2 separate regions of the Homo sapiens genome follow, and region 2 is linked to region 1. The links are chromatin contacts, found by Hi-C or POLR2A ChIA-PET in ENCODE. All regions are on one chromosome and are shown on one strand. Each heading gives the region's core, a stretch centred on a gene start or an enhancer-like site at or near the end of the contact. The rest is flanking DNA. Distances are from core to core; before and after follow the strand shown. Region 1 overlaps LOC107986045 (a long non-coding RNA gene). Region 2 overlaps WWTR1 (WW domain containing transcription regulator 1).

Region 1 (5,397 bases), core at 2,592-5,091:
TTGAAGGTCAGTCTGGGTAGAGTTCCAGAGATAAGCTCACTTTTGCTCTACCTTCAACTTAGAAAATTAAGAAAATGCCAGTCACCATGGAGGCCTCTGGGAAATGCCATGCTTCCCTATGAAGGCAGCTTACCTCTGCCCTGGAGGACTCTACTTCTATAGTTTTTCTTTTTTCTTTTTTTTTTTGAGACTGAGTCTCGCTCCATCACGCAGGCTGGAGTGCAGTGGCAGTGTCGGCTCACTGCAACCTCTGCCTCCCGCCTCCCGGGTTCAAGCAATTCTCCTGCCTCAGCCTCCCAAGTAGCTGGGATTACAGGAGCGTGCCACCATGCCCAGCTAATTTTTGTATTTTTAGTAGACACAGGGTTTTGCCATGTTGTCCACTCTCGAACTCCTGACCTCAGGTGATCTGCTCACCTTGGCATCCCAAAGTTCTGGGATTACAGGCATGAGCCACTGTGCCCAGCCTGCTTCTACACTTCTTAAGGAAGAGGTTGCTTGTTTGTTTATGTATATCTATTTATGTATTGATATCTTCTACACTCCTTATTTACTAGGAAAAACTCAGTTTTCTTGGTATGTAACTGGAAAGTGTGCAACGGGGAAAATGTGGCTGTTTATAGCCCTCTGACCTTGAACATGTTACCAAAGCAATTTGTGTTTCAGCTGCTTCCTGTATGAAGTGGATCTCATAGGCAAATATAGAAATGATACATTCTTCATTGAGAAACATCACATCACTGTCCTCTTATGTAGATGAAAGTATTTTTACCATATGGCTCCTCCTTTCATTGTTAACAACCTGCTCCATCAGGAGAGAGATAATGAATGCAAAGAAAAAATACTTTTTCCACTCTAAAAGTCCATTCAGATTCAAAAGTCCTTACAAATACCTGTGTTAGAGGAAGAAACATCCACATCCCCATGCTGCATTTGGAGTGTGTTTTCTGTTTGTTCTGTTCTCAGTAGGGAGAACCGCTTATTACTGTCCTAGGCATGAGCCTTTTATATACTTGAAAACCGTCGCTAGCTCACCCTGTAACCTTCTCTCCTCCAAAGGGAATCACCTTGGTTCATTTAACCTCTCCTGATCTTTATTTTTCAGATCTCTAATCACTTTGTGGCTTGCTTCTCAACTGACCCCAGTTTCTCTCTCTCCCATTAATTGCAGACCTCAGAACTAGACCCAGGGTCTGCCCAGGTTTGTGTGGCTGGGCAGGGGAGATGGGAATGGAGAGGCGGACAGTGACAGCAGTTACTTGTTAGTAGACCTATAAGGTGGGAGAGATGGGAGGAGTAGGCAGTCTTTGTATAACAGTTAGAAGTCAGGATTTTTTTTTTCCACTTCATTTTATTTCAGAGTTTCTGAAACAGTGGCACGTACATCGATAGACAATTTCCTGCCGAAGCATTGAGCAAGACTTTGCCATGGGCCCAGTACTACTGCTGGAGTTCAAAAACTACCAACTCTTGGTCCCCAGGCTGAATCCTGCCTGTGGACAGGGCTTGTTTTGCTCACACTGTTAAAAATAATGTTTTAATTAGTTACTGACTCTCATTTCAAAATGAGAAATTTGATTTAGGAATCATCCAGAGTTCCAGCTTCTGTGAAACTGGCGGTTTAGGAATAGTGGGCTTGCATGTCAGGCCTGGAACCATGTGCTGGAGCTGAGCAGCAGCTCCCCCTATGGATGGGGGACTCCCCTCCAGTTCCTTTGAGTCCTGCCTTGCCTATTGTTGAGGACTGAGTTGTGTCCTCACTTCCTGTCATTCACATGTTGAACCCCTAACCTCCATAGTGACTGATTTGAATGAAGATAGGGCCTTCAAGGAAGCAATTAAGGTTAAATGAGGTCACGAGGGTAAGGGGAAGAGACACTAGAGAGCTCTCTCTCTGCATGCATTCAGGGGAAAGACCTTGTAGGGAACAGTGAAAAGGTAGCTACAAGCTAGGAAGGGAGGCCCCACTAGAAACTCACCTTGATGGAACCTTGAACTTGGACTTCCAGCCTCCAGAACTGTGAGAAAATAAGTTTGTGTTGTTTAAGCTACTCAGTCCGTGCCATTTTGTTATGGCAGCCTGAGCTGATGAAGCCAGCCATGCACCTCACTTACTTTGTGCCTAGCTTCTGAGGTTATCTGTGTCGAGGCCCCTGCTCTATGTGTGGAAGTTAAAAGAGCGAATTATCCTGTTCCTCTACTTTGTCTACTGGCAGAGAAAGTTAGAGAGAGAAATAATTTGTAACAGAGGGCATCATACAAGTGATGTACAAACTGGCATTGGAGGACAGAAGAACTGTCTGTGGCTGGGATGGGAGGGACAATGCCTCTTCATTGTGAGGAGTGAGCGTGTCAGATGGGTGTTCAGAGATTAGGAGGATTTCAGCAAGTGGTGAGGGAATGAAGGGCAGGAGCAAAGGCATCCAGGCATGAAAGTGGATGGTAATCCAGGTTTGACTGGAGTTCCAGGGTACGTTGCAGGTGGAGGGTGTGCAATCGGAGACAGGGCCAGAAAGGGAGGACAGGGTCTGATCAGAGCCCTGAATGCCACGCCATAGGATTTAGTTTAATTCTGGAGTGAATGAGGAGTACCTGAGAAGCTGGAAGAGGGAACCCAGGGGCTGAAAGATATATTTTAATTGATTAATTCTCTGTTTACTGAGAACATCCGTTGTGTCGAGGCACGGCAGATCCAATTGTGGACAAATAGAAGTCAGTCTCTGCCTTTGCGGAGTTGACAGAAATAGATGATTAGATTTATAACAACGTTAGGCAGTGAGGAGTGCTATGAAGAAAATACAGCAGTGTCGGGATAGAGTGTAATACTGTGGGTGCTAGTGTAGATGTGCGTGCTCAGGGAAGGCATGACATTCGGGCATAACCCTGAATGAAAGCGAGAGGGTGAACCATGTGGTATCTGAGAGAATATAATTCTAGATAGAGGGACAATCAAAGTGCAAAGGCCCTGAGGCAAGAACACAATTGTGTTCAAAGAACAACATAGAGGCCGGTCTGGCTAGAGTAAGCAATGAGAAGAATTGTGGGCAAGGAAGTTGAAGTAGTCTCCTAGTCATACACAGGCTAGGAGAAGGGCACATTTTGGACCAGTACACAAATGAAGTCCTCAAACAGAGCTGACTGCGGAAGACAGGGCTTTAGGGACAGGATGAGATGGATTACCCATCTCCCAATCTCTGGATCAATTGTGTGCGGTGGCAGCCCTCAGTGGAGAGGGATAACCGAAGTCCTGTCTCTCCCAAAGTTCAGACCGTCAGCCTATAACTGTCCCCAAAGAAGGGTGAAGGCAGGGACAGGGTTTATCTGCTTCCCTAGCTCAGAAGCCCAGGCGGTTCCACAGGGGATCCGGGAGAATACAAGTGCTCCTCCTCTAACAAGCACCACACTGCCGCTTAATGTTACAGGCCTCTGACAGATGAAATCAAACCTGTTTTGGCCCTAGAGTGAAATGATTTATTCCAGCAAGTGGAAATAGGAAGAGTTGAAAGGCAGTACAGGCCAGAATGTGGGTTGGCTTCGTAGACTGAGTAATGTGGGTTGGCTTGGTGTAATTCGTTTTTGGAATACATTTTTTTTTAAGGTTTAGTGAGGAGGAGGTAAACAATCCTTTGAGAACCATATAAAGCTCTGCCTCCAGCGTGTGATGGTCAGAGAGCACGGTCATTGCCTTTGGCATTCTCTGCTAAGTTTTCACCCTTGGTGTTTTGCCTTTTCCTTCTTGCTTGGCTGGGAGAGTTATGAGCTCCTTAGGAAAGAATGTCCTGCTTTCTCTGTTGGCCCTGCTGAGGGGCAAACATTAAAAAAAAAAAAAAAAAAAAACCATTAGCTGTAAATCTCTGTGGTAAGAGTGCCCTCTTCTGGTTCGGCTTCTTTGTCTTGAGCTGCCAGTTCCCTAACAATGCTGTTTTTAGGCTTCCGATCTTTTTGATGAAATAAACTAGCAAAGAAAAAAAGCAAAAAAATACCATTGAGGATACATTCATTTCACCCAGTGTTTCTAGAACCCCTTCCACAGTTCTAATTCTTACTTGGCCATATTTTCTGAAATTTCGGACCCAGACTTTCTTTGGGATTTACACTTAGCCTTTTGCGAATCCAGAAAAACAGGTAAAAATAGTAGCATTTCAGAGCTTGGAACGGGTGTTGCAATGGGTTCGTCTGGTCACTTTTATGCTTCTGTTTCTATGCCATTTATTAAGTGCCTACTCAATTTATTGAATATTTGAGGGCCAAGCATTCTCCTAGGCCCTCCAAGATCATAAATGAGATACAGCCCTTGCCTTTGCTAAGAATGTCGTGGGAAATATAGATGAGTAACAGAAAATTACAACATCAGCTGACAAATAACTGAGATGTGAACAGGTGGTTATAGGGGGACATGAAGGAATTTCTTTGGTTATTCAAGCCCAAATGTGAGAAAAATCAATGCCTCCTCAACTCGAATTGTTCCTGTAACAGTCACATCTCTTTATGTACTAGATCCAGGGCTCTATGATGAGCAAATCGTGATGGGTTTAATATATTTCTTCTACTAAACCCCAAAAATAATTTTAGATCTAAAAGGGACATGAAAATATGTCAGTTTTCTCCATTTTTTTTTCTATGTCAAGGGAAAAATTTTCTTTTACAAGGAACATTTTGAGAGGCTCTATATATCTAGCTTCAAGTAATTAAAATTGGTTTTAATTGTGGAATACCAATGCACAATTCTGTGTGGGGTTTGCTAGAAATCATAGATTCAATAGAAACAATTTTCCTCCATATAAAGGGAGAGTTATATTTCATGAGACTCTCCAGAAATCATTCTTCCATTCTGGTCTCTTGTGACTTTTCTCTGTGGGCTCTAACCCATAATCTTGCATATATACAGCTCAGGATGTTACTTAGTGTCCCAATGGCCTTTAAGGTTGTATTTTGTTTTATTTTAGAAAATTTGTTAATGAAATTTTCTGTTTTCTTCTATGTCCTGGATCTTTTGCATAAGAAAAGCTTTAATACAAAGTAGGAGAAGGAGATGGGAGGCAGAGAGGAAAGAGAGAATTCATTTGTGAGCTACAGCAGTCTTCCTGTGTCCATCTCTTGGCTATAAATTCAGATAAAACATGTCAGTGATATTTTAGGGGATGCTTCTCATCAGGTATATATGGTGTTGCTTATTTTACTTTATTTAAAATATTTATTTTATTTTTAACTGCCTATGCAAATTTATCTGCATAAATCTGGTCGCTTTTTTCATTTCTTTTTCCAGTATTGGTTTTAACTCTCAATCATGTACTAAAGAAAGGACTTCTAACTTTTAAATTAGAACTGATAAGCTTTCTTTCTCATAGGACATCTATTTCTAGGTTCCAGCTTTGGTTCACTATACCTTGTCCAAAA
Region 2 (5,977 bases), core at 921-3,420, 570 kb before region 1:
AAAGTGCTGGGATTACAGGTGTGAGCCACCGCCCGGCCTCAACTTGTATTCTTAAGACATATGTTGATAAAGTTTTTTCAATACAAAGGAATGCAGCCATCTCATCAACTTTTAAATTAAAAGTGTATTTGTTTAGAGGTAAACTCCCACATTTATTCAGAATGGTTGAAAAATGGAATATTCTAGTAAAGTTCATGTTTTTGGATAATGAGGGTTATGAGTCAAAAGATTCTTGCATTTATGGTTAATAAAGTATTAGAAATTTACCATTGATGAGATACATTTTTTCAAACTGTGGCTCAGGGTGTATGAGTGTGCTTGAGGGATGGGGACTGGTGGGACTCAGGCTTTTTATGCCAGATTCAATCCCTGTTGTTCCTTCTGAGGCTTTCAGGAAAACTTTGGTTGGATAATAAGGTTTCTAATGCACCCTGCCTGCCATGTTAAAAACAACTATCAGAAAATAATTTGATTTTTCTAGGTTTATTCAGAAGGCACTTCCAAGATTTAGATGATGAAAATCACTTTTTACCAAAAAAATCTCCAGTTTTTGGTTTGCTTTTTGTAGATTCCTGAATAAAATTTGTTAGTTAAGTATTTGATTATTTGCAATCTAGATGAACAGAAGTGAGCCAAAGACCCTTTCCAGCTAGATTTATTTCAGTATAAGTTAACAATACAGTTTTTTTTTAAATCAATCAGGTCTCTCATGGTTTGTAACAGTGCAACCAACTCTAGTAACTGAAAATTTTTATAGCCGATGACTTCACTAGGACTTGTCTAGACAGCAGCTACCCTCTAAAGTCACATCATGTTAGGGCTGGAAGAGATCTAACGAAGATACTGTAATTTAGAAGTCCTAAATGTTCTGTTTGCCATTGTAGCCATGGTTTTAGGGTTTGAGGGACAGTGAGACCAATGACTTCAGCATGGAAAGTGGGAAACTGATAGGCATAAATATGGGGAAAGGCCTAACCTTGGTTTGGGATGCAAATGTAAACATACAAAAGTATTCTCTGGAAACATCAGCAAATTTGAAAGGAATTTGATGTCTGGTTATGTTTGTCAAGATGGAGAGACTCCTGGAGATTATACCTAGAGAAAGTAGTTGCAGTCAGTAAATTTGTAGCCTTTTGGATAGACTCTTCTTAGCAATGTAATGCTAGCTTTTATAAAATAATGCTTGTATTATTTGTTTCTGCTAATGAAATCCATATGCTGTGAAACAGTTACTTGTCTGTGGGATTTGGATTGGATCTACATGGTTCCCCAACCTTCAGCATTTTAGTCAACAAAGTAGTCAAATAGATTGACTTTTTTGTTTTTTTGTTTTTTTTGAGACAGCGTCTCACTCTGTCACCCAGGCTGGAGTACAGTGTCGTGATCTCTGCTCACTTTAGTCTCAACCTCCCAGGCACAGGGCTCCTCCTGCCTCAGCCTCCCAAGTAGCACCACACCCAACTAATTTTTGTATTTTTTGTAGAGACAGGGTTTCACCATGTTGCAGGCTGGTCTCGAACTTGTGGGCTCCAGTGATCCGCCCACCTCGACCTCCCAAAGTGCTGGGATTATGGACGTGAGCCACCACCCCTGGCCACTGATTGACTTTTTAAAGTAAACTTTCAACTCATTGTTTTGCTTTCCTGTCTGTAAACATAAAACTGCCAGATGCAATTTAATGTAGAGCCTGGACTCTGTAATTCCACAGTTTTACTGGCCTGTAAGTGGCAAAGACCAGAATGTACTTTATAGTCCAGAGGAGTCTGATTGCTTTGATTGATGTAGATTTGGTTTGAGAACCTGAGATAGAAAAAGCCTTGTCTCTGACAAAGTGTTTTGAGAGGGCTTTCTATGATTTGGGTGTTTAAATAATTGCATGGGTGGGATGATTGCAACATTAAGTGCCCTTAGATCAAATAATAGCTGAGCTTCCCATTAACTTTGTGAATGTGAAGTGACTTATGTCTGTAAGACTTTCTTCGGAGAAAGAATACTAATGGTTGCCTGGTGATTTTGACTTGCTGGGAGTAAATACACAGTGCTTTGTATTTGGTGAAAAGTTTTGATGTGAAGTACACTTTGCTCCATGCCTTGTGACAATGAGTGCATGACTCTTGCTTCCCATTCTGACTGTAGGAAGCTGCCCTCTGTCGACAGCTCCCCATGGAAGCTGAGACTCTTGCCCCAGTTCAGGCTGCTGTCAACCCACCCACGATGACCCCAGACATGAGATCCATCACTAATAATAGCTCAGATCCTTTCCTCAATGGGTAAGTTAATATTTGGGGGCCACTTATTTTTATTCTCTTTATTATGTGATCTAGACTATAATAGGATCTTTGTTTACATTGGGAAGAGGTGGGGAGCTTGAGGGTTGAGGGTGAGAATAAAGGGAGGAAGTGGGAGGAGCTGGCAGAAAAAAGAAAAGCAGGGGAAATCATCTGCCTGTTAAAAAATTTCCAAATTAAAAAATTGGTGATAGGACGTAGAGTAAACCCCTAGTCAAGAATTTGAAAATGGGCATGAACTTATATTTTTAAACATGATGGTGTCGTCTAGTACTTATACTTGGAAGAATCTTCTGGTTTTATGTAACCAACAGGGGATAAAAGCATGCCATATGGCAAATTGAGAACAGAACAATTAAGAGATTATGTTCGGCCAGGCATGGTGGCTCATGCCTATAATCCCAGCACTTTGGGAGGCCGAGGTGGGCAGATCACCTGAGGTTGGGAGTTCGAGACCAGCCTGACCAACATGGAGAAACCCTGTCTCTTCTAAAAATACAAAATTAGCAGGGCATGGTGGTGCATGCCTGTAATCCCAGCTACTCGGGAGGCTGAGAATTGCTTGAACCTGGGAGGCGGAGGTTGCAGTGAGCCGAGATTGCACCATTGCACTCCAGCCTTGGCAACAAGAGTGAAACTCCATCTCAAAAAAAAAAAAAAGAAAGAAAAGAAAAGAGATGATGTTCAGGGTGAAATGTGAATAAGATCTATAGTTTAGTAAATAATATTCTACAGTGTCAGATTTCTGATTTTGGTAATTGCACTATGGTTATGTAAGATGTTATCACTGGGGAAGCTGGTGAAGGGTACATGGGAACGCTCTGTACTCTTGTTGCGTCTTCTATGTGAGTTTAAAATAATTTCACAATTTAAAAAGTAATTAAAACAAAGGAGCAAAAGGGAAAGAGAATTTAGCCAGAAATATCTTCATGAGCAGAAGTAGTTTTTAAATCAAATAAAAAGGGCAATTCTGTATTTCCTGTGCCTTTTATTCTGCCCTTGCAGAGACGTCTGGCAAACAAACAATACAATTATGAACATTATTAAAGATAGAGATAAAAACAAATAGTAGCTGAAATAATAATTAATGGAGGTTTTAAATTGTTGATTTTAAAGTATTTGAAACACAGAGAAGTACAAAGAATAACATGAATTACCCATGTACCCACTACCCAGATTTGCCATAGTTTTATTTAATCTTACTTTTTAACAAATAAAATATTACAATTAATATTTGAAGCCATCCCCCCACCACTGAAATCTCGTTTCTTTTCCCTTCTGTCCCCAGTGGTAGCCACTATTCAGAAACTGGCGTGTGTCCATCACACAGACTTTTATACCCCTTACTGCCCGTTAGTGTATGTATCCATAAGCAATATTCAACATAGTTTTTGTTTTTTTTTTTTAAAGTTTTACATAAATGGTGTCATACTCTGTATGTTGAAGAATGTTCAAATGGTTATTTTGAGGTGAAAAGGAAATCAATGTCAATTTACTGTGAATGGCCACACATGATTATTTTCATTTTCATGAGGGTATGTATTTCAAAATTAAAACTTTCCTTCCTCCCTAACCTGGAAAGTTGGGCAGCATGGCACAACTGCACTAGTTTAGAGCTTTTGTGACTGTGTTTTAATTTTGAGATTTATTTAGTGGGCTCATATTGAAGTTTCTTCATCTTTTGCTTTGCAGAGGGCCATATCATTCGAGGGAGCAGAGCACTGACAGTGGCCTGGGGTTAGGGTGCTACAGTGTCCCCACAACTCCGGAGGACTTCCTCAGCAATGTGGATGAGATGGATACAGGTAGGAGCAAAGCCTGCAAGCACTTACAATGGGTTTGTGTTTTTTAAATGATCTCTTCGGTTATCTCAATTTTATTTTTCTTTTATTTTATTTTTATAATTTCAACTTTTATTTTATATTTGGGGGTACATGTGCAGGTTTGCTACATGGTTATGTGATGCCGGGGTTTGGGATACGATTGCTCTCGTCACCCAGGTAGTGAGCATAGTACCCAATAGTTTGTTTTTCACCCCTTGTTCCTCCCCACTCCCAGTAGTCCCGAGTGTCTGTAAAAATGTTGAAAAAAAAAAAAATGGAATGCTTCATGAATTTACATGTCATTCTCATGCAGGGGCCATGCTAATCATTCCAGTTTTAGTATAGGTGCTGCCAGAGCGAGTACGGTCATCTCAATTTTAAAATCCAACCAGAAACACTCAATCTCAACGACAACATAAAATAACAGCTGAAAAGCCACTGAACCCCCAGGCACTATTAATAAACTGTAGCCCCTTCCTCATAGATTATACAAGTATAGTTTTACATCTGGGCGCAGGATTTTAAATTCTGTTGTTTTTTTTTTTTAATTCATCTTTGCTCCATATAGTCCCTTCCTCACAATTGCATCAAGACACCACTGTTTGTTTGCCATGTTTCCACATTGGGGTATTTATGCTGTTCTAGTTTTTAGTTGTAATATATGGGCCACCCTTTCTCCTGGAAAGTGACACTGGTTTATAGTTCTAGTATCCAATTTTTTTCATGTCATTCACTGCATTTGAAAAGCAATTGGCAGTGGGTATTTGGAATGCTGAGCAACTCAGAGGATTCAAAATTGTCACTTCCAAGTTCCAACATGGTAACGACATCCTCCCTCAGGAATTAAAGAGAAGAGAGTCAGGGTTACTCTTACCTTGTCCCCAGCCTGTGCATCCTTCAGGTCCAGCCTCACCAGGCTTCCCGATTACCTTTCTTTTTCTCCTTTTCTCAAGGAGTGAGACTTCCAATTGCAGAAACTGAAGTTAGTCTTATTAGCCTTACCTAGACTTAATTATGAAAGTCATAAACTCTAAGAAGATATTCTAGAACCAAAAATAAATGACAGCCAGGGTGTCCACTATTTGGAGTTATTCATGAAAGTTCCTTCTCCATTATCATTGACGAAAGTAATTGTTTTGTGTTGAAAATAAAAAATTCCTTCCCCCAAAGTGTTTGCCATAGTGCCTGTAGTTTTTTACACTCTACTCTTTGATGGCTTCTCTTTGTGTTGTGAGTCTAAATTGTTGGAAAGATCAAGAGTCAAACTCATAGCCAGGTGTCTTACAAATGCAGTACATTAAAGCTGCTCCCCTGGCGTCTTTCGTGTAGGTTGTCATCTTTGCATTGAGAAGATTGCAAAGACTATCTTGTGAGGAGTGACACAGGAATAGTTTGCACTGATTGTTTTACTGTTCTTCAGTTTATTACTTCAGTTCTTCCCCCACCACCACCCCCTGCCACCTTTATCTCTCTCTCTGCTTTTTGAGTGTGAGATTTATTTTGCTATCTTTGGAATAGCCTTAGGAAGTGGCTCCTTCCTATGTTTAATAATTCTTTACTTTCATCTTCTAAACACTGGGAAGCCAGTAAGGATAAAAAGCAAAGTTAAGGAAAAAAGCTCAGGAGATCTAAATCTAAGTTTGACATTCAAAAAAAAAAAAAAAAAACCATAAAAGAGGATGGATTCTACTCTATGTCTCTTTAAAATAACCTCAAGTGGGTAAGTAGGGAGTGTTTTATTTTGAAGCCGTAATGTGGAATTAAATGACGTCCTGAAAAGAACATAGTTTTAGCCAACAGGCAGCCTGATTTGAATCCTTGCTTCTCCATTCCTAGTAGCGCCTTTGGGTAAGTTGCATAACCTCC

The links. Hi-C counts contacts between places; a loop is a spot of excess contacts on that map. ChIA-PET counts read pairs that join two places held with the same protein, here RNA polymerase II (POLR2A). Pooled maps may share reads with other maps.
Region 2: a loop to region 1 is called in a map of sigmoid colon, with 3 times the contacts of the local background. The contact joins two enhancer-like sites. A Hi-C loop is called at or near these places in 1 of 168 maps with a recorded cell type or tissue (sigmoid colon) and 2 of 50 pooled maps. POLR2A ChIA-PET finds 5 or more read pairs at or near these places in 1 of 52 experiments (AG04450).

Annotation. Positions count from the first base shown.
Region 1 is chr3:148,954,140-148,959,536 of GRCh38, reverse strand. LOC107986045 (a long non-coding RNA gene) reads right to left here. Exons shown (of 3, transcript XR_001740565.2): 3 at 3,449-3,955. Among named protein-coding and RNA genes, the nearest start is that of GYG1, 35 kb to the left of the region's middle. RefSeq lists an enhancer at 1,525-2,026. Within about 2 kb of position 3,841, at least 10 of the 41 ENCODE cell types and tissues checked have a DNase peak (open chromatin) inside an H3K27ac peak, as active enhancers do.
Region 2 is chr3:149,524,129-149,530,105 of GRCh38, reverse strand. It overlaps WWTR1 (WW domain containing transcription regulator 1), which reads left to right. Exons shown (of 7, transcript NM_015472.6): 5 at 2,137-2,270; 6 at 3,981-4,093. It also overlaps the pseudogene RNU6-1098P. Among named protein-coding and RNA genes, the nearest start is that of TM4SF4, 52 kb to the right of the region's middle. Within about 2 kb of position 2,170, at least 6 of the 41 ENCODE cell types and tissues checked have a DNase peak (open chromatin) inside an H3K27ac peak, as active enhancers do.